Regions from separate parts of the Homo sapiens genome. Here region 1 is linked to region 2. A link is a loop called in an ENCODE intact Hi-C map of the cell type or tissue named here. Cell type or tissue: GM12878. All regions are shown on one strand. Links, peaks and the distances in the headings refer to the core of each region. The heading gives the core; the rest is flanking DNA. Region 1 overlaps PRTFDC1 (phosphoribosyl transferase domain containing 1). Region 2 overlaps ARHGAP21 (Rho GTPase activating protein 21).

Evidence for each region. Hi-C counts contacts between places; a loop is a spot of excess contacts. Peaks named below come from ENCODE experiments on the same cell type or tissue, not always from the same donor. Only the 100,000 strongest peaks of a DNase experiment are listed, where the experiment ranks them.
Region 1: it touches region 2 in a loop (3-fold over the local background); 1 of 110 quality-filtered maps calls a loop at or near these places.

What each region holds. Positions count from the first base shown.
Region 1 is chr10:24,914,388-24,930,874 of GRCh38, forward strand. All of the region lies in intron 3 of PRTFDC1 (phosphoribosyl transferase domain containing 1), which reads right to left. Among named protein-coding and RNA genes, the nearest start is that of PRTFDC1, 30 kb to the right of the region's middle. RefSeq lists an enhancer at 7,073-7,217 and a cis regulatory region at 7,140-7,150. In GM12878, for the core only: no CTCF peak of the experiment used is centred there; DNase peaks (open chromatin) are centred at 6,909 and 7,074; H3K27ac peaks cover 746 bases.
Region 2 is chr10:24,644,379-24,660,865 of GRCh38, forward strand. All of the region lies in intron 4 of ARHGAP21 (Rho GTPase activating protein 21), which reads right to left. It also overlaps the pseudogene COQ10BP1. Among named protein-coding and RNA genes, the nearest start is that of ARHGAP21, 71 kb to the right of the region's middle. RefSeq lists a silencer at 1,536-1,625. In GM12878, for the core only: no CTCF peak of the experiment used is centred there; DNase peaks (open chromatin) are centred at 8,253, 8,423 and 8,822; H3K4me3 peaks cover 1,448 bases; H3K27ac peaks cover 2,032 bases.

The sequences.
Region 1 (16,487 bases), core at 4,067-9,066, 270 kb after region 2:
GAGAATAAAGCCAACACCCATGTGTACTGAGAGCTCTAATGTAAAAATACGTAAGGTTGAGAAGAAAAACACAGAAGAAAGGTGAGCTTAAGGCCATTTTGTGCCTCACAAAGATGTACTTCTTGGCATCTGGCACACTCTCAGGCAGCAAGGTGAACTTTTTTGCCCTCAGCATCCCATGGGTGTGATATTATCTTAACCTTATACATGCTACGATCTGGTTTGAAGGGCAGAGTTTAAGAGAAGTCAGTGAGATTTATTTTGGAATATATCAAGAAAATAAGGCCTTGAGACCTCTGCTCTGTTTCTTCCAAGGTCTAGGCCATAATAAATGCCTTTTAAAGAACTTTATTAAAACTACAGCTCTAGCCAACTCCTTCTCTGACTAGGTTCATGTCAACAAATGCTTCATCTTTCTCACATTAAAACAAGTAGCTTCTACCTCAGGCCTAGCTAAGATGTAAGAATAATCAAAGTTGTCACTTGCTGGTCACCTGTTTGGATGATACAGTTCTAGGGGCCTTCCATATGCCATCCAATTATTACTCATAAAAAAATCTTCTCATAGGGGTCAAGGGTTGAAAAACTACCTACTGGGTACTATGCTAACTACCTGGGTGATGGGTGCAATCGAACCCTAAACCTCAGCCTCATGCAATATACCCATGTAACAAACCTACACATGCACCCCTTGCATTTAATATGAAAGTTGAAAAAAACAATCTCATGAGACACACATGGCTAGCCTTATTTTATAGAAGAGAACACTAAGATTCAGAAAGGTTCAGTAACTTGGTATCAAAAATTAGCATGTGATATTGGAATTTGCACCAGATGCGTCTTTATTCTAAAGTTTGTGTTTATGGTTTCCATATTCTCTTCATTATGCTTGCCTTTTCAAAGACTCCTGACATTTGGACAGGGAAATGGGTCCTCTAGCTTCCTTTAATGTGCTTCCAAATAAATAACAGCTCCAAAAGGCATAACTGCTTGACTTAAATGGTAAAATCAGAGCTTCTTATGTTCCTTTTCATGACCATTTCTCACATTTGGCTTCCATATCCCTATAGGCAATGTTGGAATTGTGCCCACTCCCTAGGCAAGGGGTCATTTCACTGTTTCACTCCACTTCCCATAACTGGGTGTCCAGAGAGGCTGCTACTGCTGACACATCATCCTTGGCTGAACCTGACTGGTTCTTTGTTCTTAAAGACACTTGAGCCCTTATCAAGGTCAACAACAGTATCCATCTTGCTAACTATGGTGGTCAACATTCAGTCTTCTTACTTGTTCTATTAACTGCATTCAGTGGCTGATTAGCCCTTGCTTCACTCAGCTTCCAGGACATGATTCCCTGGTTGCTCCTCCTCAGACTGCTTTACTAGTTTCTTCTTGTCCTCCCAGCTTCCAAATAGTGGGAAGCTCCAGGTATCAGTCCTTAGAGCTCTTCTCTATCCACCTTCACTCCCTGGATGACCCATTCTTCAGCACGGCTTTAAATCCCTTCTATACATTGACCACGTTTAAACAAACATCTTAATCCTCTGCCTCTCTTCCCTGAACTCCAGACTGGTATATCCAACTGCCTGCTTATCTTGGATGTTTAGGAGGAAAAATATTCCAAAACCACACCCCTGGTTTCCTTTCCAAAGCTCCTCTTTTCACAATCTTCCCCATTTTAGTAAATGGCAACTCAGTTTATACACTTGCTCAGGCCAGAAACCTTACAGCCATGTCAATGTCCACTAATGTAAAATTCATCAGCACGTATGGGTGATGGCTTTGTCTTTACCTATAAGATATATACAGAAATCCAAATACTGCTCACCAGCTCCTCTGTGACCATCCAGGTTCCAGCTATCGTTATCTCTCACTGCAATTACTGCAATATCTTTTCAGCCATCTCCCTGCTCAACCTTTACCCCTTTCATTCTATTCTCAGCACCACACACAGACTTATTCTTTAAAATATAAGTCAGATAATGACATTCTGCTCAAAACCCAGTGAAATCTTCCTACTTACTCAGAGAAAAAGGCTAACTCCATACAGTGGCCTGACAGAATCTACAAGATTTCACCTCTCATTATTTCTCCAAGTCACCTCTGACTAATTTCTTCTCACTCTTCTCTGGCCTCCTTTGCTTTTCTTCAAATGTGTCAAGCACATTGCCACCTAAGGGCCATTGCACTTGCTGCTTCCTCTTCCTGGGACTGACTTCCCCTGTCTGCATGGGGAGCCTTTGTTTCTTTCAAGTCTCTGCTTCAATGGCGCTACTTACACCTTCTCTGACCACTCCCCACAACCCCTCCAGCCTACTCTGTCTCTTTTTCTCCACAGCATTTTCCACTTTTTGGCATATTTCTTCTTTTCTCGTTTTGTTTTATTTTCAATTTCCTGTCTGTTTTACCTAGAATGTAAAATCCTGACATACGAGTGTAACTATTTGGCGAGTGAATGGGCTATGCAATTTAGGGCTTGTTGGAACCCTCAATAACATCACCTCTTTCCCAACAAGGCTATCTCTTCCACCTAAACTTTAGATTTTCCCTTACAGTCCAATTACCATATATGTGTATCTTCTCATTACCCTGTATGTAGATCCTCAGCTCAATGGTGTATTCGAGGATCCAGGCTCTGTCCCCTTCCCCTTTGCCATCCTCAGTAATTAGCTGCATTCATATGCTTGTCTTTTCAATGACCCAAGGAGATTGCCATAGTTCCAGGAGTCACTTAAAGACAAAATAACATTTTGCTAAAGAGAGCGAGATTTCCTCCCATAATCTACTTTTCATCAGGGAAGTAAACCATTCCCTCTGGGAGGACTCTCAGCAGTCTTCCCTTTACTGTGTCAAATGCCCCATTTTTTAACTGCAAGGGAGGCTGGGAAAGCAAGCCGCTGGTGTGAGCAGCCTCTGCAATGGGATGCAGAAAGTGTGGTGGGGGTAGGGATGGTTGTTGGATAGAAAAAGCAAGTGTGTCTGTTGCAGTACACATTTTTTTAACTTCCGAGAAATTTTTCTTCTCCTCTTATTTGTCTTCTCTTATTCTGTTACAGACTCTTGTTCTTACTTTAGAGATACCAAGATTTTATTCTTTCTCCATGGGAATGTTAAACATAATATTTTGATGTTTTCTTCTGTTCTCTGTTCTCGCTCTATTTTCTTGGGGTTCCTTTTTTAGGGTTTTTTAGTTTTATTTTGTTCTGTTTCATCTGGTGTTTCATGCTAGACACTGTGCTCCTTGCTTCTAAGTGAGACACCAAAAGAGCTGATGGGAAAGAGTTATGTGTCCATCAGGGGGCAGAGATTGATGACAGATGGATTTACTAGTGGATTCCCATGGAGACAGATGTCCTTTTCAGTGGGGGAGTCCCAAATGCAATAGATGGAGGTCTTTTCTTTACAACCATTCAGTTTCCTCAAAGAACATTCACTGTCAAACCTCAGTGCCTCATTGGTGGGGGCTACGAGTGGTCACATGCCCGGCTGCTAAGGAAGAGAGCTGATGGTCTCAGAATCTCATATAAAAAGTTTAGCTGGATCTCCCCAGGCCTCTGTTTTACCTGGTGTCCGTGTTTTTGGTACTTTTTTGGTTCATTTTTTTCTGAAAAATTAATCTTCAGTTTCCTGCAATAGTGGTAGAAGGGGATGAGGCTGGGTGGGAGGGGAGGAGAGCTGTCACCTGACTTCCAACAATGGAAGTGGGGTGGAGGACCAGGGAGTCCCAATGATCTTCACAATGACATCATCTCATTGCCTGCTGTCCCTGACATTGCTGGAGCACTAAGTCTCTCAAGGCCTCATTTAACTGGGTTCTTCTTTGGTGTCATTCATTGCAGGCACTTGGGTCCAACTTATCTCCATGCCATTACATTCATGTTCTCTGGACCTGCTGTCTTCTCTCTTGTCCAGTTTGTCATATGAGGTCACTTTTAACTATATCATATCATATCATATCATATTATATATATCCATGTCATTTTAGTGGAGAATGCAAATCAAATATGTGTGGTTAATATCTTTTTTATTTTATTTTATTTTTATTTTAAGAAATGGGGTTTCACATTGTTGCTCAGGCTACAGTACAGTAAGGATTATAGCTCACCGCAGTCTTGAATTCCTGGGCTCATGGGATCCTCCTGCCTCAGCCTCCCAAGGGCTGTGACTACAGATGCATACCACCATGCCTGGCTAATTTTTAGATTTTTGTAGAGACTAGGTCTCACTATGTTGCCCAGGCTGGTCTTGAATTCCTGGGCTCAAGCAATCCTCCCCACTCAGCCTCCCAAAGCTCTAGGGTTACAGGTGTGAGCCACTATGCCTGGTCCAATCTGTCCTTTTTCAATAGACGTTCCAAGACATTAAAGATAATATAACTTCAAATCTGTCAGGGACCTTACAGATCTTGAAATCCAACCTCATCATTTTACAAATGAACAAAGGAAAACCCATAAAAATGAGTTCCTTGCCAAAGTGAACGGTGGTAATGGGGCCCTCCTTCTGGGAAGCAGTGTGGAAAGACTGTGGCCTCCATGCTCTTGAATCAGCCTGTGTAGTTTTACATCTTAGCCCCATTCTCGGCCAGCTCTATCTTAAACTGTCTGTGGATCACTTTCCTTACATGTAAAATGGGGATAATAAATTACTTTACTTATCAGGTTGTGGTGGGCACTAATGAAATAATATTTATAAGGCACTTAAAATAGTACTTTCAATAGTAATCAATCAATATATTATTATTAGTTTAAGTAAATCAAATTCAACTTTTAAAATCCTATACCTGGTACTAATAAACTAGAAAGATATCTTAGGATATATTAGAAATAAGTCTTTCTCTTAAAAATATACTATAAGGCTATAGTAACCAAAACAGCATGGTACAAGTACAAAAACAGACACATAGACCAATGGAACAGAATAGAGATTTCAGAAATAAGACCACACATCTACAACCATCTGATCTTTGACAAACCAGACAAAAACAAGCAATAGGGAAAGGACTCCCTGTTTAATAAATGGTGCTGGGAGAACTGGTTAGCCATGTGCAGAAAATTGAAACTGCACCCCTTCCTTATATCTTATACAAAAATTAACTCCAGATGGATTAAAGACTTAAATGGAAAACCCAAAACTATAAAAACTCTAGGAGAAAATCTAGGCAATACCAGTCAGGACATAGGCATGGGCCAAGATTTCATGACAAAAACATCAAAAGCAATTGCAACAAAAGCACAAATTGACAAATGGGATCTAATTAAACTGAAGAGCTTCCACACAGCAAAAGAAACTATTGTCAGAGTGAACAGACAACTTATAGATGGGAGAAAATTTTTGCAATCTATGCATCTGACAAAGGGCTAATATCCAGAATCTACAAGGGACTTAAACAAATTTACATTAAAAAAAAACCATTAAAAATGGGCAAAGGACATGAACAGACACTTCTCAAAAGAAGACATTTAAGTGGCCAACAAACATGAAAAAAAACTCAACATCACAAATCATTAGAGAAATGCAAATCAAGACCACAATGAGATACCATCTCATGCCAGTCAGAATGGTGATTATCAAAAAGTCAAGAAACGATAGATGCTGGTGAGGCTATGGAGAAATAGGAAAGCTTTTACCCTGTTGGTGGGAATGTAAATTAGTTCAACCATTATGGAAGACAGTGCGGCAATCCCTCAGAGACTTAGAATCAGAAATACCATTTGACCCAGTAATCCCATGGCTGGGTATATACTCAAAGGAATATAATAAATCATTCTATTATAAAGATACATGCACACTTATGTTCACTGAAGCACTATTCACAATAGCAAAGACATGGAATCAACCCAAATGCCCATCAATGATAGACTGGATAAATAAAATGTTATATATATATGTGTATATATATATGAGTGTGTGTGTATATATATATGTGTGTGTATATATATATATACCATGGAATACTATGCAGCCATCAAAAGGAAGGAGATCATGTCCTTTGCAGGAACATAGGTGGAGCTTGAAGCCATTATAGTCAGCAAACTAATGCAGGAACAGAAAACCAAGCACCACATGTTCTCATTTACAAGTGGGAGCTGAACAATGAGAACACATGGACACAAGGAGGGGAACAACACACACTAGGTCCTGTTGGGGATGGAAGATGCGGCGACAGCATCAGGATAAATAGCTAACACATGTGGGGCTTAATACCTAGGTGATGGGTTGATAGATGCAGCAAATCACCATGGCACACATTTACCTATGTAACAAACCTGCACGTCCTGCACATGTATCCTGGAACTTAAAATAAAATTCAATTTTTTTTTCAAAAAAGGAAATAAGTCATTCTAGTAGATGTATTCTGCATAGAGTAGTCTAACAGTACTGCTGATGGAAAAATAACTATCCCTGAAAAAGTCTACAATAATCTATCCATTTGATATATATTTAAATTTATCCATTAAAAGAAACAAACATGGAATTCCATAATGGTTTTCAAAATAAAATATTTCACTAATCTTCTAAAATTACTAACAATTCTGTTACAGGAACACTGCCTCAAAGCATCTAAAATGGTATTCTGTTTTGCAGATCTAAATTGACCTACACTGAAAGTAAGTAGCTTTTGCTTTAAGTATAGGAATAAAACAAGAATATGTCACTTTCATGGTTAAGTATTTCCCTGCCTACAACACAGCGGTTACAAGTGATTAAAAAAAAAACAAAAAAACAAAAAACAAAGGTGTCATTATCACTTCCTGAGTGATCAGGGCTCAGATATCGCTGGAGTAAGGGGTATGTTTAAAAATCATTTTTGTCCTAAGAAATTATCTTAATATGAAGATGAGGGAGAATATCACACATTTTCATTTCTCAGATCTCTTACACACGCCAATGTGAATTTTGGAAGTGTGAGTTGGGGCAGACTTCTGAGCCTGCCTTCTAGCTATCTTTCCTAATTAGAGGAGGATCCACACCCCAAAACAACACACAGAGGTCTATAGGGCACCAAAGCCCCCATCCCGGTCCTTCAACAGGGACTCCTGAGAGCTGCAGAGAGGAAGGAGTCATTCCAGGCCTCGATGATCACATGCTAACCAACACTTCCCACTGCTGTATTAGATTAGCATTTTTAGCAAAAGTACTGCTGACTCATCACCAACTGCTGGCCTTTTCCTTTCCACTCCTGCCTAGTCATTCCTCTCTGTGGCGTGGGCTGTGGGGGCCCTTGACGTACTGTTGTGCCCTTTTCCTCACCAAGAGTCATCCTGTTTTTAATGACATTATTCTCCTATTTGTCAATGTCTGTTTGAGTTCATTTCTGTTCTCTAGGAAAAAAAAAAAAAAAAAGCTAGGCAAACAAAAAAATGTCAAAACTGTCCTCCTCCAAATGAATCCCAAATTAATAAGTAGAAAATTAAATAATTCTTGTCCTTGAAAGCTACAGATTGTAAGCATGTTGAATTACCTGAGTGATTAACAATAATGCTGTGTTTAATAATGGCAAACTCATGCAAGAAAGGAATATACACTATGGGTTAAAACGACAATAAAACCATTAAACTCAAACTTTATTATAGTACAATGAGCATCATAAACAATTGTCAAAGGCATTATTTTTCCATAAATATTTTCCCCAAACCATTTTATTATATATCCAACTGTGTTGCTTTTTCCCACCAAATCCAAATTATTTCCTGGTAACTTTCCTAGACTTTAAAGTTCATGTGTTTTATAAAATACAAATGGAATATGTAATCTCAAAAAGATTTTCCTGGTCTTGATGCTAAATTTTACATTCTATATCAGTTACAAAATGTTGATAAAAATAACCTAACATAAAATAAGGATAATTGTTAATATTTTGCTGCCTGCAATTATTTTCCTGCAGAAAATGAGAAATTATCTGGGCATAATTAATAAAATACATCATTAGATCCTTTTTGGAAAAGATCAGGTATATATCAGTTAAACTGATTACCGCATTGATATGGTTTGGCTCTGTGCGCTTACACAAGTCTCACCTTGAATTGTAATAATCTCCATGTGTCATGGGAGGGACCCTGTGGGAAGTAATTGAATCACAGGGGTGGGGTTTTCCCATGCTGTTCTCATGATAGTGAATAAGTCTCATGAGATCTGATGGTTTTATAAAGGAGAGTTCCCCTGCATATGCCCTCTTGCCTGCCACCATGTAAGATATGATTTTGCCCCTAATTTGCCTTCTGCCATGATTGTGAGGCCTCCCCAGCCATATGGAACTGTGAGTCCATTAAACCTCTTTCCTGGGTCGCTTCCAAGATGGCTGAATAGGAACAGCTCCAGTCTGCAGCTCCCAGCATGATTGATGCAGAAGATGGGTGATTTCTGCATTTCCAACTGAGGTAGCTGGTTCATCTTATTGGGACGGGTTGGACAGTGGGTGCGGCCCATAGGGGGCAAGCCGAAGTGGGGTGGGGCATTGCCTCACCTGGAAGCACAAGGAGTTGGGTGATTTCCCTTTCCTAGCCAAGGGAAGCTGTGACAGACTGTACCTGGAGGAACCGTACACTTCTGTCCAAATACTGCACTTTTCCCACAGTCTTAGCAACTGGCAGACAAAGAGATTCCATCCTGTCTGTGCCTGGCTCAGCAGTCCCATGCCCATGGAGCCTTGCTCACTGCTAGCACAGCAGTCGGAAATCAACCTGTGATGCTGTAGCTGGGCAGTGGGAGGGTCGTCCACCATTGCTGAGGCTTCAGTATGTAAACAAAGTGGCTGGGAAGCTCAAACTGGGCAGAGCCCACCACAGCTCAGCAAGGCCTACCGCCTCTCTAGACTCCACCTCTGTGGGCAGGGTATAGCTGAACAAAAGGCAGCAGTCAACTTCTGCAGACTTAAACATCCCCGTCTGATAGCTCTGAAGAGAGCAGTGGTTCTCCCAGCACAGCATTCGAGCTCTGAGAACGGACAGACTGCCTCCTCAATTGGGTCCCTGACCCCCATTTAGCCTGACTGGGAGACACTCCCAAAAGGGGCCGACAGACACCTCATACAGGTGGGTGCCCTTCTGGAATGAAGCTTCCAGAGGAAGGATCAGGCAGCAATATTTGCTGTTCTGCAGCCTCCGCTGGTGATACCCAGGTAAACGGGGTCTGGAGTGGACCTCCAGCAAACTAAACAGACCCGCAGCTGAGGGGCCTGTTAGAAGGAAAACTAGCAAACAGAAAGGAATAGCAACAACATCAACAAAAAGGACATCCACACCAAAACCCCATCTGTAGGTCACCAACATCAAAGACCAAAGGTAGATAAAACCACAAAGACGGGGAGAAACCAGAGCAGAAAAGCTGAAAATTCCAAAAACCAGAGTTCTTCTTCTCCTCCAAAGGATCGCAGCTCCTCACCAGCAATGGAACAAAACTGGACAGAGAATGAGTTTGAGGAGTTGACAGAAGTAGGTTTCAGAAGGTCGGTAATAACAAACTTCTCTGAGCTAAAGGAACATGTTCTAACTCATCGCAAGGAAGCTAAAAACCTTGAAAAAAGGTTAGATAAATGGCTAACTAGAATAAACAGTGTAGAGAAGAACTTAAATGACCTGATGGAGCTGAAAACCACAGTACGAGAACTTCGTGACGCATGCACAAGCTTCAATAGCTGATTCGATCAAGTAGAAGAAACGATATCAGTGATTGAAGATCAAATTAATGAAATAAAGTGAGAAGACAAGATTAGAGAAAAAAGAGTGAAAAGAAACGAACACAGTCTCCAAGAAATATAGGACTATGTGAAAAGACCAAATCTATGTTTGATTGGTGTACCTGAAAGTGATGGGGAGAATGAAACCAAGTTAGAAAACACTCTTCAGGATATTACCCAGGAGAACTTCCCCAACCTAGCAAGGCAGGCCAACATTCAAATTCAGGAAATACAGAGAACACCACAAAGATACTCCTCGAGAAGAGCAACCCCAAGACACATAATTGTCAGATTCATCAAGGTTGAAATGAAGGAAAAAATGTTAAGGGCAGCCAGAGAGAAAGGTTGGGTTACCCACAAAGGGAAGCCCATCAGACTAACAGCAACAAAAGCCAAAATAGACAAATGGGATCTAATTAAACTAAAGAGCTTCTGCACAGCAAAAGAAACTATCATCAGAGTGAACAGACAACCTACAGAATGGGAGAAAAATTTTGCAATCTACCCATCTGACAAAGGGCTAATATCCAGAATCTACAAAGAACTTAAACAAATTTACAAGAAAAAACAACCCCATCAAAAAGTGGGCAAAAGACATGAACAGACACTTCTCAAAAGAAGACATTTATGCAGCCAACAGACACATGAAAAAAAAATGCTCATCATCACTGGTCATCAGAGAAATGCAAATCAAAACCACAATGAGATAACATCTCACTCCAGTTAGAATGGCTATCATTAAAAAGTCAGGAAACAACAGATGCTGGAGAGGATATGGAGAAATAGGAACACTTTTACATTGTTGGTGGGAGTGTAAATTAGTTCAACTATTGTGGAAGACAGTGTGGTGATTCCTCAAGGATCTAGAACTAGAAATACCTTTGACCCAGGGATCCCATTACTGGGTATATACCCAAAGGATTATAAATCATGCTACTATAAAGACACATGCACACATATGTTTATTGTGGCACTCTTCACAATAGCAAAGACTTGGAACCAACTCAAATGTCCATCAATGATAGACTGGATTAAGAAAATGTGGCACATATACACTATGGAATACTATGCAGCCATAAAAAAGGATGAGTTCATGTCCTTTGCAGGGACATGGATGAGGCTGGAAACCATCATTTTTAGCAAACTATCACAAGGACAGAAAACCAAACACTGCATGTTCTCACTCATAGGTGGGAGTTGAACAATGAGAACACATGGACACAGGGCGGGGAACATCACACATTGAGGCCTGTGGAGGGGGTGTCGGGGGCTGGCGGAGGGATAGCATTAGGAGAAATAACTAATGTAAATGTCGAGTCAATGGGTGCAGCAAACCAACATGGCACATGTATACCTATGTAACAAACCTGCACATTGTGCACATGTACCCTAGAACTTAAAATATAATTAAAAAAATAAATAAACCTCTTTCCTTTATAAATTACCCAGTTTCAGTTATGTATTTATTAGCAGCATGAGAACAGATTAATACAAGCATATTTTTTGTATATATACATAGCATGCTTAAGTTTCATGGGACCAGCAAGCTTTCAAATGATAAACGGAGGAAATGCAGACAACGTGAAATACAACTGAAATCTTCAGGCATCTGTTGTGATTAATACTAATAACACATACACTTTCTTGTGGGTCTGACCCTTCCTAGTTTCCAGCTTCCTCCCTCCTAACTGTTAAGTCACTTGCTCCCTATCCTATCCCCACTTCATCTACTGGCTCGACCTCATCAAATCGCTAGGAAGAAATCCGACCTTAGGTGGGGTTGGAACTCTGTGGAACTGCTAGGCAGCCAACTGGAGTCTGATGCCCAGCAACTGAATGTTATGCCTCTCACAATGGTTTTGGTCTTTCTGCTCTGTTCCCAAGTTCCAGTATCCACTGTGTGCTCTGGATTTGTCCCTTGTCCTGTGCCCACGTCTCTTCCTGGGAACTTGCCCAGTACTCCTGCAGAACTAGAGGGCTTTCTTCTCCTGCCAGTCCACCTCCTAGGGACTGGAGTCCTTTTCCTCTTCCACAGATCCAGGAGACAGACATGGTGTTAAAGGACCTAGTTTGGATGTCACTTCTAGCTGTGTGTTCTTGGGAACCCAGCTAACCCCTCTGGCCTCCATGCTCTTACCTGTGAAACTTTATAAGGATCTTGCAAGGGCTTAATAAGCTAATAGATATAAAGCACTTAGGACAATAGTTGGCCCTAAGTACTCAGTGAATATTATGTTTTATTAGCAGTGGTACCAACATACACAAGTGGGCTGATACTGGCTACCTAATACTTGGAGTTCTGAAGGCTGTGATCTTTCATCCATCTTTTTTTGAGACGGAGTCTCATTCTGTTACCCTGGTTGGAGTGCAGTGGCACAATCTCAGCTCACTGCAACCTTCCCAGCCTCCTGAGTAGCTGGGACTACAGGCGCCCGCCACCATACCTGGCTAATTTTTGTATTTTCAGTAGAGCTGGCATTTCACCATGTTGCCCAGGCTGGTCTCGAACTCCGGAGCTGAAGTGATCTGCCTGTCTCGGCCTCCCAAAGTGCCGGGATTACAGGCATGAGCCACTGCGTCCGGCCATTTCATCCATCTTTCAACTACTTATGACCCCTGCTGCACTGGACTTCAACTCACATCTGTAGCAGAGTGAGTCCATTCCCCGAGATGTCTGCTCCAGGGCCGGGTCCTGTTCCTGGTCCTGGATTCAACCCCAGCCTGTTGCAGTCAGCTAAGTTGAGCACAGCTCTGTCCCCAGAGTGATCTCTCAACACTGGATTGATACTATAATTTAATAATTCCTTCTGCATCATTCTCTTATTTTCCCTCTCAGTGTTTGCTTTTCACAAGGAAAAACAAACTCTAATGAGAATCTCTCTAGAGGAATAAATTTGAATATGAAGAATGTATGTCAAGAAAATGCATGGATATTTATAAAATAAAAAGGCTGTAAGGAGTGATAACAAAAAATACTGAGATTAACCTTATTACATAAATGGGCTTTGGTTTCACTTTAAAAAAAAATTTCACTTCATAGAATTAACTATCTCAGAGTAAACTTGCCTAGAGCAATGCTAGATGATCTCTTTTTAGGCCAAACTAGATATTTGTTTCATGCCAAGTTTCTTCATCCATGCCCTGCTGAAAGCCCATCATAAATACCTCTTAAAAACCAAAAGTCAAAGAGAAAACAGGACTGTCAATACTCTTTGTTTCAGTACACATAGGAATAAGACAGATGTTTCAGCGTTTCTATCCAGAGGTCACAGAGAAATTATGTTCTGGTTTTCATAAATACTTCTGATTAATTTTTAATGATTTATATGAACTGATTCAAACCACCCAGGCCTATTCCTGATGTACTCTTTAGTTAATAACTCTCCCTTTGAAGTCTGCAAAAATGTTTTGAGGATGTTAAAAAATATTTTAGACACTAACATGGAAAAAATCTGTAGCTTCAAAGGAAATACCCAACTGTTTGCAAAAGAGTATTGAAGTGATATTGCGGGACCCAATTTTTTTTTTTTTTTTTTTGAGACAGAGTCTTGCTCTGTCACCAGGCTGGAGTGCAGTGGCGCAGTCTTGGCTCACTGCAACCTCCACCTCCTGGGTTCAAGAGATTCTCCTGCCTCAGCCTCCCGAGTAGCTGGGACTACAGGTGTACACCACCACGTCCAGCTAATTTTTGTGCTTTTAGTAGAGGTGAGGTTTCACCATGTTGGCCAGAATGGACTCTATCTCTTGACCCTGTGATCTGCCTGCCTCAGCCTCCCAAAGTGCTGGGATCCTACAGGCGTGAGCTATTGCACCCGGCACAGGACCCAAGATTTTTAAATGACCAAAGAGTAAAGACAATGTTTTCTGTTATATTTCAGCTATTTGAACACTTGCAAATAAAATTGCTGAAAAAGATGAGGCGCTACCAATTTTCACTAACTCCAAGTTACACATTTTTTGTTATAATATCTCCCAAATCAAGATGCATCTTACATACAATCCATGTCAAATCATGGCTTAATTTAGAGCATTTTTTCTTTCATAGTGGTACATAAAGTAACAATCTATGATGCCTTTAGATTTAGTGAAATATGGTAAGTTTTAGAATTTTTGTGGTCTCTCATCTTCCCTCTTCTAGTCCTTTATTTTCTTCTATTTTCCTATTTCTTTATTTTTCCTCTCCATTTTTACTTAAAAATATGTATGTGTGTGTGCATGTGCTTACCTATAAACCTACTTTGGACCCATCTGGCACCCCCCCACAACTGAGGAACTCTTCTACTATCTTCAAAGAATTGGAGTCTTTTTTCTTCACCCAAAGCCCAAGGTGAGACTCTGCTAAACACAGATTTCCTGTCTCAGAAAGAAAAGGAGGCTTTCTTTTTCTTTTTTTCTCTTAAGACAGAGTCTCGCTCTGTTGCCCAGGCCGGAGTGCAGTGGCACAATCTCAACTCACTGCAACCTCCACCTCCCGGGTTCAAGTGATTCTATTGCCTCAGCCTCCCAAGTAGCTGGGATTACACGTGCCCACCACCACGCCCAGCTAATTTTTGTATTTTTAGTAGAGATGGGGTTTCACCATGTTGGCCAGGCTGGCCTGGAACTCCTGACCTCAGGTAATTGGCCCATCTCGGCCTCCCAAAGTGCTGGGATTACAGGTGTGAGCCACCGTGCCAAGAAAAAGAAGCTTTCGGCTGAGCGCAGTGGCTCACGCCTGTAATCTCAGCACTTTGGGAGGCCGAGACAGGCAGATCACGAGGTCAGGAGATAGAGACCATCCTGACTAACACGGTGAAACCCTGTCTCTACTAAAAAACTACAAAAAAATTAGCCGGGCGTGGTGGCGGGCGCCTGTAGTCCCAGCTATTCGGGAGGCTGAGGCAGGAGAATGGGGTGAACCCAGGAGGCGGAGCTTGCAGTGAGTCGAGATCGCAGCCACTGCACTCCAGCCTAGGCGACAGAGGCAGACTCCGTCTCAAAAAAAAAAAAAAAGAAAGAAAGAAAGAAAGAAAGGGAGGCTTTCAATTCCAGGCACCCTTGCTACTTGGAAACAGTTCAGCAAAAGTTCACCCTGGTGTAGGGTAAAGACTACTCACTAAAACTAAAGACACTGAACCTGGCTTATCCATTCTGTTCCCATTCCTCACAAGCACAGATAACAAGAGCTGACTGATTTAAACCCTTTGTTCTGAACTGTGGGAATGAGAGAGAAAAAATGTATTTAGCGTTTCTCTTCCCTCAAGGGAGCAGGTTTGTGGCTAACCCTTAGCTCTAATGAGCTTCTTTAATACGAACGCCAGCTTCCCCAGGGGCCCACATCCCCTGTGTGGCAAATCTCTCGGCCCTACTGTGGTTACACTGTGAGTTGTATTTTAGCTCCAAAAAATCTCTTGGTGTTGCCAACATGCAGGAATTATTCATACAAAGCAGGGCACATTCAAACAACATGGGGCAGGATCTAGGGCAACTGTGGCTTGCCTAAAATAACATTCATCCTCAATTTTTAAAGCCTTGAAGTTGTAGTTTGAAGATTGTATTTTGTACAGAGGTTAGCTAACCAAATTGGTGGGAAACAATGAGATCAGAATGTTGCACCTCTGAATTACACTTTATCCTCACATTGGATTGCATATAAATTAATGAGCTTTTAAACCAGGGCAACATTTGAGAGAGAATAAAGGGAAAAAACTTGGCAAATAATGCATCCACATACAAAAAAGCTGTCTAAAAAGTCACTTGCTGGCACCTAACAATACTTCCCTCAAATCCTCCTGTTTTTCCACTCAAAGTCCCTTAGAATAGATATCCCAAAAGGCCTCCCACTTCCACCCTGATAGAGCTTTCTCAAAACACACTAAATCTGATTGCAGTCCTAGCTGTTTGGGAAGTTGAGGCAGGAGGATCATTTGATCCCAGGGAGGTTGAAGTTGCAGTGAGCTATGATCACACAACTGTACTGCAGCCTGGGTGATGGAGCGAGACCCTGCCTCTAAACACATGTACACACACACAAACACACACACACACACACAATCGGGTAGCTCAAGGGACTGCTGAATTATGCCTGTTTCTCTTTGATTCGAGTCTCTATATGCTCAGGAGTTAGTATGAAGCCTGAAGCTCAAGGTTCTTTCCGAATTTTTCTGGATTTGGCCTCCTAAAAGCAGCAAGCAAGCTTTAAGTGAATCCAGAGAACAAGCAGGTAGAGTGAAAGTTCATGTCTTGTGGAGTATCTCCATGGTGCAGGGCAGAAAGAGGAAAAGCAAAGCATAGTTTTCCATAATTTACAGAAAAACCCAGTGTTAATATTCATTTTCTTAGAAGGTACTACTTGATAGCTTATTAATTCAACATATAAAACATTTCAGAAAAAAAAGCAGGTAATTGTCTATTTATGGATATTGTCATTCTTCCAGCAATAATAGAAGCTGGCTTAGCCGGGTTAGGTGAATGTCAAAATAAAGCTCAAGAAAAAATAATGCTGATTCATTTGGTCAAATGTTCTTCCTTTTAGCCTAATTTATCTCAACACATCTCTAGGGAGACTGTACACTCCAGTGGTCACAGTCTTGAGCTCTGGCGTGGAACTTTGATTTAAATACTAGATCCACCACTTACATGCTGCTTGACCTTGGGCATGTTACTGAACATCTCAGGTGTCTGTTTCATTATGTGTAGTACAAATATAATAAGGCTGCCTGTTTCTTATTTTGTGTCTACTATTGAATTAATCAAGTTTGGAGTTTCCTTTATTCCTTTTCATCCTCTTTACTAGCTGAAAAATTATAAATAACATTCCTATTTTTTCAGT
Region 2 (16,487 bases), core at 5,951-10,950:
AGTTACCTCTAATTCAGGGTTTCTCAGAAATTAACAAATACCTCCTTGGGGGAAAACTGCCAACTACCCCACCCTGACCTTGTCACGGTTTGCTGCTCTAATTTTTATGTTCCAACCCACTTCTATCTGTCTTCCTCCTCCCTTCCGTCCACTGCACTGAAACTGTTCTCAGTAACTTTACCAAACTGCCATTTGTCAGGTCTAGTCCAACTGTATCCCTTTAGTCCAAATCCTAATGAATTCTCTAAGACAAAGGACAAATTTTCCACTCCCCTTGCCCCACTTAAAATTATCACCTCCTAATAAGCAAATTACCAACTCCTCCTGGTTGTCCTCAGACCTTTCCACTACTTACTCTCAAATTTCCTTTCTGATTCTTCTTTCTCTGACCAGCTCTTAGAGTCCTGTCTTCATTCTACATGTCTTTGTCCTCTCTGTGTATGGTTTCACTTACACTTAAGACTTAATTATAACATATAAAATGACTGTCAAATCTATTTTCAACCCCTAACCTCTTTCTTGAGAACTCTAGAAACAAATTTTCAGCTAGATACTGAACTCTCTACAGGCATCAGAAATGCAACTTATCCCAAATTAAACTCATTTCTCCAGAGGAAGGAGAGATATATTTCACTTCAATATCCTTCAGTCCTTCATTTAATGACACCTCCATCTATCCAGTCACTCAAGTCAGAAAAACATAATGCTCCACAAGGCATCTTTAACTGGAAACACACACTCCATCCTAAAATCTTTCAACCAAATCTGGGCAAATGTAACTTCTAAATGTCTCTAAAATCTGTTCTGGAATGCCATTTTTCCTTCCTCCTGATAAACTCCTATTCATCTGTTAACAACCCAATGGACACCCCATCTGAGATCCCCTCACCTGGTGGTTAAAACTGACTTCAAAAAGTTCCAGCCAGTTGTGGTGGCTCATATCTGTAATCCCAGCATTTTGGGAGGCTGAGATGGGTTGATCACCTGCAGTCAGGAGATTGAGACCAGCCTGGCCAACATGGTGAAACCCCATCTCTACTAAAAAAAATACAAAAATTAGCAGGGTGTGGTGATGAGCGCCTGTAGTCCCAGCTACTAGGGAGGCTAAGGCAGGATAATCGCTTGAACCCAGAAAGCATAGGATCCAGTGAGCCAAGATTGTGCTGCTATACTCCAGACTGAGCAATAGAGTGAGGCTCTGTCTCAGAAAAAAAAAAAAAAAAGTAGTTTCTAGTTTGGTGGAGGATATAAGTATAAAATAATTACCTAAGTACAAAAATAAAGGTACATGAAATTGTTGTAGGATCATGGCACAAGGAATCAGAGCCTGTATTCTACATATATTCATTAGATGTATATGTGCCAGGAACTGTTCTGGGCTTTAAGAGATAAAGAAAATAAAGTTTCTGCTCTACATTCCAACTGAGAGAGAAAAATGCTGAGGAAGAAATAAGTAATATGAGAAATGGTGACAACTGCAATGGAGAACAATAAGCAGAGTGAGAAGGAAAGGAAGAGGGAAAGGCAGGGCTGTTTTTCTGAAGTGGTCAGGGAAGGCCTCTCTAACAGGTGACATGTGCACAGCTATCTGAAGGAAGTGAGGTTAGAGGCCACATCACTTCCTTCCCAGTAATTAGTTTAGTGAGTGGCTCACAGGACTGACTCAACAGATGTTTGCTAAAGGAACAAATAAACAAAAATTATATTTCTGATTTAATGTGCTTGGCATTTACATGTAAATATTTCTATTCTGTTTTTATAGCAAAGATGAAAAATTATCTGTTAAACATCAAAAACAGGGACTGTAACTATTATAATTAAATCTTTACTACATGGATTTATGAATCACGTACTTTCAATGTAGGCTAACTAGCTGGAGAGCAATCAGGAAAGAAAATGGGACTACTCAACTAGGGGGTGTCTATGATTAAGGTCTTAAGTTATGGAGCAGCTGAAAAAAAAACACAGCTCAACTTCTATGAAATCAACTTGGCCAGGTGTGGTGGCTCATACCTGTAATCCTAGCACTTTGGGAGGCAGAGCCAGGAGCCTAGTACAAGACCAGCCTAGGCAACATGGCAAAACCTTGTCGCTACAAAAAATACAAAAATCAGTCAAGCACAGTGGTGCAAGCCTGTGGTCCCAGCTATTCCAGAGGCTGAGGTGGAGGCTGCAGTGAGCTGAGATTGTACCACTGCACTCCAGCCTGGGAGACAGAATGAGACCCTGTATTTAAGGGGGAAAAAAATGGCTCAGCATGGTAGCTTGGTCTTGTAATCCTAGCACTTTGGGAGGCCAAGGTGGGAGGATCACTTGAGCTCAGGAGTTCAAGATCAGCCTGAGCAACATAGTGAGAACTTGTCTCTAAAAAAATTTTAATAATAAAAAGAAACCATTATACAATGATTTGATCATTATACAATGCATATATGCATTAAAATATCACACTGCATCTCATAAATATGTATAACTGTCAATTATAAATTTAAAAATTAATTTAGAAAAAAAAGCTCAAAATTACCTAATTACAGAGTTACCTCTAGAGTAACATTTCTATAAAGAAGTTCCTTCCAGAGGAGAAATTAATATTCTGCAGAACATTAATACTCCGCCATGCACTTTTCTTCTTTTTCACCTGTATCGTCCTATCTATTCAGTGTCTCCAATTAGTTCTCTGCAATCCTAAATTTCATGTTAAGTGTTTTAGAACCCTTGAAGAGATTTTTTAAATTTCATTTATTTTCTTGGCTGCCAAATTAACTTCATGCACTGTTTTTCAAACTCTTAAAACCTACTCCTAGAAATGGAACTTCTGACAATGCTACTTGAATCCAGTTGAATTCCTTGCATTTTAGATCACTATAAACAAGGTTTCCCAGGACTTGAAGTAAAATATTTTTTTTAACCTTTCATCTAACTTGACCACCTTACTTTACCAGTTTATTTTACAAAGAGGAAGTTCAAGTTGTTATGTAAATCCAAGATTACCATGTTTTTGTTATTACTGTTCTAGCTTATACACATAGCAGCTATGGGAAACTGATTTCTAAATCAAAAGAGTGTCACTGGCACTTTGTGTTAGAGAGGTTGATGGGAAAAGACAAAAGAAAAGTAGGAGGGCAGTCAGAAATCTGCTTTTCTTCTTCAACAGCAGAGGTTAGATACTAACATAGTAAATTTTGCAGCTTTGAGAGCAGTCATTTTAGAAGCTTGTGCCAATTCAAGATGGTGGTCATCATTAGAAATACCCCAGTGCACCTCCCTTTATTCAACACATTTACTCAGCAAACATCTGAGCTCCTACTATATGTACCAGGTACTTACTAGGCACTGAAAACTCAGCAATAAAAGACAATTTCTATCCTTAATGATCTTTGCTCTGAAAGTAATACATAAAAGAAATTATTTTCCATAAAAATACTGAAAAGTCAAAGTATGTAAGAAAAGTTTACTTTGTATATTCTTTTCTCTTTTTTCCCCAGACAGTCTCACTCTGTTCCCCAGGCTGGAGTGCAGTGACACGATCTTGGCTCACTGCAACCTCTGCCTCTTGGGTTCAAGTGATTCTCCTGCCTCAGCCTCCCAAGTAGATGGGATTTACAGGCATGTGCCACCACACCCGGCTAATTTTTCTATTTTTAGTAGAGACGAGGGTTTCACTGTGTTGGCCAGACTGGTCTCAACTCCTGACCTCAGGTGATCCACCCACCCCGGCCTCCCATAGTGCTGGGATTACAGGCGTGAGCCACTGTGCCTAGCCTGCATATTCTAATGCTCAGTCTTTGCCTCTCGTTTCTCTATTTGCCTTCATTAGGTTCGTGCTGCTGCCACCACCTCCCTCGAACAGGTACGTCAGGAGGAAGAAATTCCCTACTTGTTTACCACATAGCATGAACAATCACTCAGATTGTCTCCAAAATATGAGTAGAATTTTCCAGTAGAGAATTAGGGAAAAGGTCTATAGCTTTCGAAAATTGTGAAACACCAATCTACTTCATCTTATACAAAATATCCCTTCAAACATCTGAAAGCAGCTATCACTTTTTCCCTAAGCAATTCTCTTTCAAGCAAAGTTCCATGTTTTCTCCATCTTCTTTTTAAAAATACATATCATAGGTCAGCCGGGTGCAGAGGCTCACGCCTATAATCCCAGCACTTTGGGAGGCCGAGGTGGGTGGATCACCTTGAGGTCAGGAGTTCAAGACAGCGTGGCCAACACGGTGAAACCCTGTCTCTACTAAAAATACAAAAATTAGCCAGGCGTGGTGGTAGGTGCCTATAAACCCAGCTACTCGGGAGGCTGAGGCAGGAGAATTGCTTGAACCCAGAGGCGCAGGCTGCAGTGAGCCGAGATGGTGCCATCGCACTCCAGCCTAAGCAATAAGAGCAAAACTCTGTCTCAAAAAAAAAAAAAAAAAATCATCATAGGTCAAAATGTATATATATTCTTACCATCACAGCCCCTTTATATCTGAGGCTCCCAAGTGTTTTAATCATGTCCTAGTCAGTCAGAAGACAACCCTGGAGACCTCCTTTCCCATATTTTCCCACCTGTCCACTAGAGAAAAACAAAATAAATATTTTGAAATTAACTTGTTACTAGCTACATATAGAATCACTTTTATTACCTTTGTGTGTGCTTATGTATGCATATGTGTACATGTGTATATATGTATATAAGTGAGTTTATACAGTTTACATGAGGAAATATTACCCATAATAGCAAACTACAGATAACTTGGTAATTTTATTATAACTACATCTTAATAGGACAAATACATGGGTAGCAAATTATCTAATGACTTATCCATGTACTAGCTAACTGGGCTAATATAGAGAGATGGGTAATTTATATCTGAACCATAGTGTATATACATGTAAAACCTAGCTGCTAGAAAATTATATCCTAAAATATTATTGATACCAGTGAAACAATATATGCCCAGGCCACTGAACATGAGCATCCACTTTAAGGACTTTTCTACCCAGCAAATAGAAGAAAAAGCCCAAGTCCAGTTAGGAATCTCTATCAGGAGACTCTCCCGCACTTAAGAGGAAGGGTAACTACAAATAATGCCCCCACCAACCCAGAGGCTACTTTGGAGCTGAACAAAGTAGGAAAAAGAAAAAAAGGAAGGGGAAAGATAACTCTAAGAAGTGGCCATGGGCTAAACTGCACATGGACATGGATTTTTAGGCTAACTCAGGTAACAGCCTGTCCCTGGACAAAAGCAAACACCAATCAACTTGGAGAAGAGATTTTTTGTCTTAGATCTCAAAGAATCCCCAAGTAATAATTTTTGAAGGTCATAAAACACAAAGCAGTTAAAAAAAAAAAACCATGGAAAACAACAATATTCTAAGCTAAAGCTTAGAAAACAAACCAGAGAAAACAAACAAGAGAAACAGATTCAAAAACTTCTGATAAAGGAATCACCAGGCACAGATTATAAAAAAATTCCGCTTACCATGTCTGAAGAAATAAAAAGATAAAACTAAAAGTAGTCCAGGTGAAGAAACTATAAGAAGTGATCAAGCATATTTGCTGCAGTACCCTAAAAAACTTCTCATAATCAAACTTTAAAACTTAACTAAAAAGAAATTTACTGAACATATATTGGAAGAAATTAACTAGAATGCAGACCAGAAAGACAAAAAAGAAGAAGAAAAAGAAAAACTAGAGAATTTAGTAGCCATGGGAGATGGAGTAAGAATGAAATAATATCTTCAATATTACTGAATAATTGTGTACCCAGCAAAAATACCTTCCAAAAATAAGGGCAGAACACAGATATTTCACAGAAAAAAGGAGAGAGAATTACATCACATATAAGTAACATGTTGGAGCCAGGCGCAGTGGCTCATGCCTATAATCCCAACTACTCAGGAGGCTGAGGCTCTGAGTAGTGCCTGAGGGGGACTGCCTGAGGCCAGGAGTTCAAGATCAGCATGGGTAACACAGTGAGACCCCATCTCTTTAAAAAACAACAAAAAAAGCAACATGTAGATAGGAAGGAGATAATGGAGTTAAAATGTTCTAAGGTCCTTATATTTTGTAAGAGTAGAACAGAATTTTAAGTAGCATCAGACTTCGATGTGCTTGCATATTGTTTCTAGGATAACCACTGAAAGAAGGGTAATAATGTTCTTTAACCTTTCAAGTAGAAAGTATAAAAGAAAAATTATTTTTTAATCTCAGAAAAGAGAAAAATATAAGAATGAACCAAGAGAAAGTTCAAAATAAAAGATTAAACAATAAATACATAATTAATTACATTAAATACATACGTGAAAATTTCTAAATCTACCTACAGTGAACTAGCTGGTTACAGAATCAACTCTTCCACCCATGAATAATAGCCAGAAAAGCTAGACGATGTATAACCACATTTGTGTGAAGGCACCAGAAAGCTACCAAGGCAGAGATGGCTTAATGGGACAAGCTTCCAAATAGATGGAAATCCAGAGAGGTGAGTCCAGTGCTTTGCACAACTGTTCACCTTGAGGCGTTTCCTGTTTCCAAAGTAATGGCTGAGAGACTGACCAGCTGCACAGAGCTTCCATCAATCTCAAAAGGCTGAGGAGACAAAAAAAAAAAGGAACTTCAGGGCCAGCCAAGGAAAAGAGCTCTAGAAAACACCATGTTTTCACTTGGGGTCCCCAAAAGAATACAACCTGTGAGCAGGGATGAAAAGAAAAAGGCCAACCATGTCAAGCATGGAGGTGGGCTGTTCCTCTGCACACCTCCTTCTGAAGAACTTGCCGAGGGGAAGACTGTGACTGACAGCCCCAGCTGCCGCCCTTTGGATCCATCACCATGTTCACACAGAGGCCACATTTCCCCATTCCTGCCCAAAGCAGGATTCTTCTAAAAGACAAGTGTTTGCCTGGGGACTCTTCACTGGCCTAGCAGAGGCATTCTTAGATCTGTGCTGCAGGCTGGGGCCCTTCCTACCAATTCTTTCCTTTCCTCTCTTCTTTCACAGGGGTCAGGCCTGTCTCATGGTCTCAGGTTTTCCCCTGTCCTCTCTTGCTTTCTTCTTTATCCTTTACAAGCATTGCCCCCAATAAGCCTTCTGCATATCTCATCCTGGTTTAGTTTATGCTTCCATCTTGATGTCTGCTACTCAACACCAATTATCAGATCAAGGCCTGACTTTAGGTGAAGGCAATCCTTGAGCAGAGATGCAAAAATTCTAAATAAAACAGAAAACCAAATCTGGTGATATATAAAAAGCATCACACACTGTGGACAAGTTTGGTTTAGTCCAGTAATGCAGGGCTGGTTTCATATTTGAAAACTTTATCAACATGATCTACTACATTAAGTGATTAAGGAAGAAAAATCCAAGGATTATCCCAAAAGATGCAGACCATTTTAACACTCATTCATGAGAGAGATACACCAGATTCATAGATCAAAAGATTCCATATTTCAAATATTCCAGTATTATAAACAATATAAAACAAATCAAAATTCCAACAGAATTTTTTTCATGTGGGTATAGAAACTGAAAATTTGATTCTAAGAAGACATTCTACCCAATAGCAGCACTTATTATAAAGCCACATTAATTAAAATAGTGTTGTTTTGGTGCAAAGAAAGTGATCAATGGAATAGAACAAAGGTTGGCAAACTTTTTCTGTAAAGAGCCAGACAGTAAATATTTTAGGCTTTCTGGGACACATGCAATCTCCGTCGCATATTCTTCTTTTTTTAACAACCCTATAAAAATACAGATCTATTCTTAGCTTGGAGGCTGTACAAAAATGAGCCATGGGTCAATCCCTGGAACAGAAGCAAGTCTAGAAACAGATCTACACACATACAATTTATGATCAAGGTGGTATTACAGAGCTCTAGAGAAAGTATGGACTTTCCACAAAATAGTGTGGGGCCAAATAAATATCTACATAGGAAAAAAATTCATCTTGACCTCATATCATATGCAAAAATAATCAATTTCAGGTGGACTTTAGGCTTAATTGTGAATAACGCATCTTGAAGATGACACAGGAGGATATCTGCATGACCATGGAGTAGAAAAAAATTCTTACCTAGAACTCATAAACTATTAACCACAAAAGGAAAGACTGATCATTCAGAGGACATTAAAATTAGAAACTTCCCTTTATAGAAATTACTAATACGAAACTGAAAGGCAAGTCACAGGTTGAATTACCTGCTAATAGTATATCACTAACAAAGTCCTCATCCACAATATTTAAAGAATGCCTACAAGTTAATAATAAAAAAAGAACTGACAGGTAAAATCCAAATAAAAGGTAATCAACCTCATTAGTCTTCAGGAAATCCAAATTAAAGCCATAGTCCACACCACTGTACATCCACTAGGATGATTAAAATTACAAAGACTGACAACAGCAAGTGTCAGTGAGGATACAGAGCAAGCGGAACTCTCATACACTGTTGCTGAGTGTGTAAATGGGTACGGTCCCCTCAGAAAACTGTTTAGCGGCATCTACTAAATGTAATCATATGCATACCCATGACCCAGCAATGCCTAGATATACATACCCTCTAGAAATGAGTACAAATGTGTACAAAAGTACACATACAAGAATACTCATAGCTGCATTGTTTGAAGTAGCTAAACACTGAAAAAAATTCAATGTCAATTAACAGTAGATTGGATAGGTTGTACATATTCTTTTTACAAACATCAGCTTTATTGAGGTATAACATACATAAGATAAAAAATACCCATTTTAAGTGCAGGGTTCAATAAGTTTAGACAACTGCATACACCCATGTAACCACTACCATAACCATGATATGGAACATTTCTATTATGCTAACAAGTTCCCTGGTACCCTTTCCCAGTCAATTCAGGAAACCACAGACCTGTTTAGAAGAGGATTTTGTTTTGTTTTGTTTAAGAGACAAGGTCTTGGCCAGGCGCAGTGGCTCACGCCTGTAATCCCAGCACTTTGGGAGGCCAAGGCGGGTGGATCATGAGGTCAGGAAATCGAGACCATCCTGGCTAACACGGTGAAACCCCGTCTCTACTAAAAATACAAAAAAAATTAGCCAGGCGTGGTGGCGGGCGCCTATAGTCCCAGCTACTTGGGAGGCTGAGGCAGAATGGTGTGAACCCGGGAAGCGGAGCTTGCAGTGAGCTGAGATCGCGCCACTGTACTCCAGCCTGGGCGACAGAGAGAGACTCTGTCTCAAAAAAAAAAAAATTAAAAAAAAAGAGACAAGGTCTCACTATTTGCTATGCTGCCCAAGATGGCCTTGAATTCCTGGGTTCAAGCAATCTTTCTGTCCTCAGCCTTCCCAGTAACCAGGTCTACAGGTGCAAACCACCATGCCAACTCACAGACCTGTTTAGATTACTCTTTCCTAGGATTTCATATAAATGGAATCAGATAGTACTCTTTTGTGCTTGATTTCTTCCACTCATCAAAATGTTTTTAACAACAAGAGCATGAGCAAAATAATAAAAAGTAGATAAATTATATTTTATCAAAATTAAAAACTTTTGTGCAGCAAAGGACATTACTAAGAAAGTGAAAAAAAAGAAGGTGAAAAGACGACCTACATAATGGAGGAAAATAGATGCAAATCATATATCTGATAAGGACTTGGTAACCAGAATATATAAATACAACCAAAGACAAAAACCACGATTATCTCAACAGATGCAGAAAAGGCCTTCGACAAGATTCAACAGCCCTTCATGCTAAAAACTCTCAATAAATTAAGTATTGATGGGACGTATCTCAAAATAATAAGAGCTATTTATGACAAACCCACAGCCAATATCATACTGAATGGGCAAAAACTGAAAGCATTCCCTTTGAAAACTGGCACACAACAGGGATGCCCTCTCTCACCACTCCTATTCAACATAGTGTTGGACGTTCTGGCCAGGGCAATCAGGCAAGAGAGAGAAATAAAGCATATTCAATTAGGAAAAGAGGAGGTCAAATTGTCCCTGTTTGCAGATGACATGATTGTATATTTAGAAAACCCTATCGCCTCAGCCCAAAATATCCTTAGGCTGATAAGCAAATTCAGCAAAGTCTTAGGATACAAAATCAATGTGCAAAAATCACAAGCATTCCTATACACCAATAACAGACAGCCAAATCATGAGTGAACTCCCATTCACAATTGTTTCAAAGAGAATAAAATACCTGGGAATCCAACTTACAAGGGATGTGAAGGACCTCTTCAAGGAGAACTACAAACCACTGCTCAACGAAATAAAAGAGGACACAAACAAATGGAAGAACATTCCATGCTCTTGGATAGGAAGAATCAATATTGTGAAAATGGCCATACTGCCCAAAGTAATTTATAGATTCAATGCCATCCCCATCAAACTAACAATGACTTTCTTCACAGAACTGGAAAAAACTACTTTAAAATTCATATGGAACCAAAAAAGAGCCTGCATTGCCAAGACAATCCTAAGCCAAAAGAACAAGGCTGGAGGCATCACACTACCTGACTTCAAACTATACTACAAGGCTACAGTAACCAAAACAGCATGGTACTGGTACCAAAACAGAGATATAGATCAATGGAACAGAACAGAGGCCTCAGAAATAACACCACATATCTACAACCATCTGATCTTTGACAAACCTGACAAAAACAAGAAATGGGGAAAGGATTCCCTATTTAATAAAAGGTGCTGGGAAAACTGGCTAGCCATACGTAGAAAGCTGAAACTGGATCCCTTCCTTACACCTTATACAAAAATTAATTCAACATGGATTAAAGACTTAAATGTTAGACCTAAAACCATAAAAATCCTAGAAGAAAACCTAGGCAATACCATTCAGGACATAGGCATGGGCAAGGACTTCGTGTCTAAAACACCAAAAGCAATGGCAACAAAAGGCAAAATTGACAAATGGGATCTAATTAAACTAAAGAGCTTCTGCACATCAAAAGAAACTACCATCAGAGTGAACAGACAATCTACAGAATGGGAGGAAATTTTTACAATCTACCCATCTGACAAAGGGCTAACATCCAGAATCTACAAAGAACTTAAACAAATTTACAAGAAAAAATCAAACAACCCCATCAAAAAGTGGGCAAAAGATATGAACAGACACTTCTCAAAAGAAGACATTTATGCAGCCAACAGACACATGAAAAAATGCTCATCATCGCGGCTGGAGGAGCGGACGGGCCCCGCGGGGCCCGAGGGCAAGGAGCAGCCGCCTGCCTTGGCCTCCCAAAGTGCCGAGATTGCAGCCTCTGCCCGGCCGCCACCCCGTCTGGGAAGTGAGGAGTGTCTCTGCCTGGCCGCCCATCGTCTGGGATGTGAGGAGCCCCTCTGCCTGGCTGCCCAGTCTGGAAAGTGAGGAGCGTCTCCGCCCGGCCGCCATCCCATCTAGGAAGTGAGGAGCGCCTCTTCCCAGCCGCCATCACATCTAGGAAGTGAGGAGCGTCTCTGCCCGGCCGCCCATCGTCTGAGATGTGGGGAGCGCCTCTGCCCCGCCACCCCATCTGGGATGTGAGGAGCGCCTCTGCCCGGCCGAGACCCCGTCTGGGAGGTGAGGAGCGTCTCTGCCCGGCCACCCCGTCTGAGAAGTGAGGAGACCCTCTGCCTGGCAACCACCCCGTCTGAGAAGTGAGGAGCCCCTCCGCCCGGCAGCTGCCCCGTCTGAGAAGTGAGGAGCCCCTCCGCCCGGCAGCTGCCCCGTCTAAGAAGTGAGGAGCCTCTCCGCCCGGCAGCCACCCCATCTGGGAAGTGAGGAGTGTCTCCGCCCGGCAGCCACCCCGTCCGGGAGGGAGGTGGGGGGGGTCAGCCCCCCGCCCGGCCAGCCGCCCCATCCGGGAGGGAGGTGGGGGGGTCATCCCCCCGCCCGGCCAGCCGCCCCGTCCGGGAGGTGAGAGGCACCTCTGCCCGGCCGCCCCTACTGGGAAGTGAGGAGCCCCTCAGCCTGGCCAGCCACCCCGTCCGGGAGGGAGATGGGGGGGTCAGCCCCCCCACCCGGCCAGCCGCCCCGTCCGGGAGGGAGGTGGGGGGGTCAGCCCTCCGCCCGGCCAGCCGCCCCGTCTGGGAGGTGAGGGGCGCCTCTGCCCGGCCACCCCTACTGTGAAGTGAGGAGCCCCTCTGCCCGGCCAGCCGCCCCGTCCGGGAGGGAGGTTGGGGGGTCAGCCCCCCGCCCGGCCAGCCGCCCTGTCCGGGAGGGAGGTGGGGGGGGTCAGCCCTCCGCCCAGCCAGCCGCCCCGTCTGGGAGGTGAGGGGCGCCTCTGCCCGGCCGCCCCTACTGGGAAGTGAGGAGCCCCTCTGCCCGGCCAGCCGCCCCGTCCGGGAGGGAGGTGGGGGGGTCGGCCCCCCGCCCGGCCAGCCGCCCCGTCCGGGAGGGAGGTGGGGGGGTCGGCCCCCCGCCCGGCCAGCCGCCCCGTCCGGGAGGGAGGTGGGGGGGTCGGCCCCCCGCCCGGCCAGCCGCCCCGTCCGGGAGGGAGGTGGGGGGGTCGGCCCCCCGCCCGGCCAGCCGCCCCGTCCGGGAGGGAGGTGGGGGGGTCGGCCCCCCGCCCGGCCAGCCGCCCCGTCCGGGAGGGAGGTGGGGGGGGGGTCAGCCCCCCTGCCCGGCCAGCCGCCCCGTCCGGGAGGTGAGGGGCGCCTCTGCCCGGCCGCCCCTACTGGAAAGTGAGGAGCCCCTCTGCCCGGCCAGCCGCCCCGTCCGGGAGGGAGGTGGGGGTGTCAGCCCCCCGCCCGGCCAGCCGCCCCGTCCGGGAGGGAGGTGGGGGGGGTCAGCCCCCCTGCCCGGCCAGCCGCCCCGTCCGGGAGGTGAGGGGCGCCTCTGCCCGGCCACCCCTACTGGGAAGTGAGGAGCCCCTCTGCCCGGCCAGCCGCCCCGTCAGGGAGGGAGGTGGGGGGGTCAGCCCCCGGCCGGCCAGCCGCCCCGTCCGGGAGGGAGGTGGGGGGGGGGTCAGCCCCCTCGCCCGGCCAGCCGCCCCGTCCGGGAGGTGAGGGGTGCCTCTGCCCGGCCGCCCCTACTGGGAAGTGAGGAGCCCCTCTGCCCGGCCAGCCGCCCCGTCCGGGAGGGAGGTTGGGGGGTCAGCCCCCCGCCCGGCCAGCCGCCCCGTCCGGGAGGTGAGGGGCGCCTCTGCCCGGCCGCCCCTACTGGGAAGTGAGGAGCCCCTCTGCCCGGCCACCACCCCGTCTGGGAGGTGTGCCCAACAGCTCATTGAGAACGGGCCAGGATGACAATGGCTGCTTTGTGGAATAGAAAGGCGGGAAAGGTGGGGAAAAGATTGAGAAACCGGATGGTTGCCGTGTCTGTGTAGAAAGAAGTAGACATGGGAGACTTTTCATTTTGTTCTACACTAAGAAAAATTCCTCTGCCTTGGGATCCTGTTGATCTGTGACCTTGCCCCCAACCCTGTGCTCTCTGAAACATGTGCTGTGTCCACTCAGGGTTAAATGGATTAAGGGCGGTGCAAGATGTGCTTTGTTAAACAGATGCTTGAAGGCAGCATGCTCGTTAAGAGTCATCACCAATCCCTAATCTCAAGTAATCAGGGACACAAACACTGCGGAAGGCCGCAGGGTCCTCTGCCTAGGAAAACCAGAGACCTTTGTTCACTTGTTTATCTGCTGACCTTCCCTCCACTATTGTCCCATGACCCTGCCAAATCCCCCTCTGTGAGAAACACCCAAGAATTATCAATAAAAAAATAAATTAAAAAAAAAAAAATGCTCATCATCACTGACCATCAAGAGAAATGCAAATTAAAACCGCAATGAGATACCATCTCACACCAGTTAGAATGGCGATCTTTAAAAAGTCAGGAAACAACAGGTACTGGAGAGGATGTAGAGAAACAGGAAAGCTTTTATACTGTTGGTGGGATTGTAAACTAGTTCAACCATTGTGGAAGACAGTGTGGCGATTCCTTAAGGATCTAGAACTAGAAATACCATTTGATCCAGCCATCCCGTTACTGGGCATATACTCAAAGGATTATAAATCATGCTGCTATAAAGACACATGCACACACACATATGTTTATTGCGGCACTATTCACAATAGCAAAGACTTGGAACCAACCCAACTGTCCATCAATGATAGACTGGATTAAGAAAATGTGGCACATGTACACCATGGAATACTATGCAGCCATAAAAAAGGATGAGTTCATGTCCTTTGTAGAGACGTCGATGAAGCTAGAAACCATCATCTGAGCAAACTATCGCAAGGATAGAAAACCAAACACTGCATGTTCTCACTCATAGGTGGGAATTGAACAATGAGAACACCTGTACACAGGGTGGGAAACTTCACACACTGGGGCCTGTTGTGGGGTGGGGGGAGAGAGGAGGCATAGCATTAGGAGATATACCTAATGTAAATGACGAGTTAACGGGTGCAGCACACCAACATGGCACATGTATACATATGTAAAAAACCTGCACATTGTGCACATGTACCCTAAAGTATTAAAAAAAAATACTTATACCTCAACAACAAAAAACAACCCAATTTAAAAACAGGCAATGGATTTGAACAGAAATTTCTCCACACAACATACACAAATGGCGACAAGCACACAAAAAGATGCCCAAAGTCATTAGGCATTAAGGAAATACAAGTGAAAACCACAGTGAGATACCACTTCACACCCACTGGGTTGGCTATAATACAAAAATGGAAAACAACACATGTTGGAGAGGATGTACAGAAATTAGAACCCTCATTCATTGCTGGTGGAGACATAGAAATGGTATAGCCACTGTGGAAAACGGTTTGGCAGTTCCTCAAAATATGAAACATAGGATTACCATGTGACCTAGCAACTCTATTCCTAGGTATAACCTCCAAAAATTGAAAACAAGAATTCAGACAAACACCTGTGCATGCATGTTCACAGCAGCACTATTGTCCAAAGAAGATATACAAATGGATCTTTTATTGTTATCTACCTTTCAAAGGAACAGAATCCTCTTTCTTTTTTTTGAGATGGAATTTCACTCTTGTTGCCCAAGATGGAGTGTGATGGCGGATCTCGGCTCACTGCAATCTCCGCCTCCCGGGTTCAAGCGATTCTCCTGCCTCAGCCTTGCGAGTAGCTGGGATTACAGGCATGTGCCACCACACCCGGCTAATTTTGGATTTTTAGTAGAGATAGGGTTTCTCCATGTTGGTCAGGCTGGTCTCGAACTCCCAACCTCAGGTGATCTGCCCACCTCGGCCTCCCAAAGTGCTGGAATTACAGGCGTAAGCCACTGCGCCCGGCCCAGAATCCTCTTTCTTACGTATTTTCAAGAATGAATTATGTGAGAGTAAAGAACTTTCTTTTTTTTGTTTTGTAGATAGAGATCTTGCTATGTTACCCAGGCTGTTCTCAACCTCCTGGCCTCAAGCTGTTCTCCTGCCTTGGCCTCCCAAAGTGCTGGGATTACAGGCATGGGCCACTATACCCATCCAAGAGTAAAGAACTTTATTGAGAGGCTGTGGTAGAAACTTAGAGACTGCCTGAGTTGTAGTCCAGTTCTGCCACCTGCTAGTAACTTAAACACTCTGCACCTTAGTTTCATCATCTGAAATATGGCGGTGATAATAACACCCACCTTAGAAGCTGTTGAGAAGGTTAAATGAGTTAATCCATGCAAAGTCTTAGAATGCAGCCAGTACACTGTTAAATTAGCTGCCACCACCACCACTACCATCATCATTATCATCTTCATCATCATCATTATTCTTCCTACTTCCTAAAATATCCTCAAGAATATTTAAGACACCTGTGATTGTACTAATAACCAGCATTAAAAGTTCATAAAAAACATACCTAATTAGTATGTTTCCCTAACTATCAGAGAAACTCAAATAGTTTAAATGGTCAGTATAGTTAAAAATGACTCTGGGAGGCAGTGGGGCACAACTGTAGTCCCAGCTACTTAGGAAGCTGAGGCAGGAGGATCACTTGAGCTCATGAATTTGAGGCTGCAGTGAGCTATCATCATGCCACTACACTCCAGCCTGGGCACAGAGCAACACCCTCTCTCTCTTAAAAAAAAAAAAAAAAAAAAAAAAGATGCTGAAGGGTTCAGTGAATGTTCCCTCCCAAAGACTTCAGAAAAGAGATCCATGTAACGCTGCTACATTTTGAAAGCAATTCTAAACATGCTTCTGATACCCCACCCAAAGCCTTCGATCATGGACCATGCTTGAAAAGTCTCCCATCAGTACAGGATACCTTTACCAAATGAGGTTTCACCAAGGTTACTGCTGAATATCACTCCAACACTGGTGGAAACTCAATTTCTAATTATGTTTTGTAATATCCAGATCTCTCTGATATTATATCTGATTTTTTGCACCAAAGAATGAAATGCTTATAATCCTCCATTCCCAATACAACATCATACATTTCCTGCATTAAATAGCCTAAAATCCTCCTCTCTGAATATTTCCTTTTATTAATGGTGCAGCGATTGTGAAGAAAGTTATTGCACATATCTCCTTAATCAAAATTGACATATGTAGCG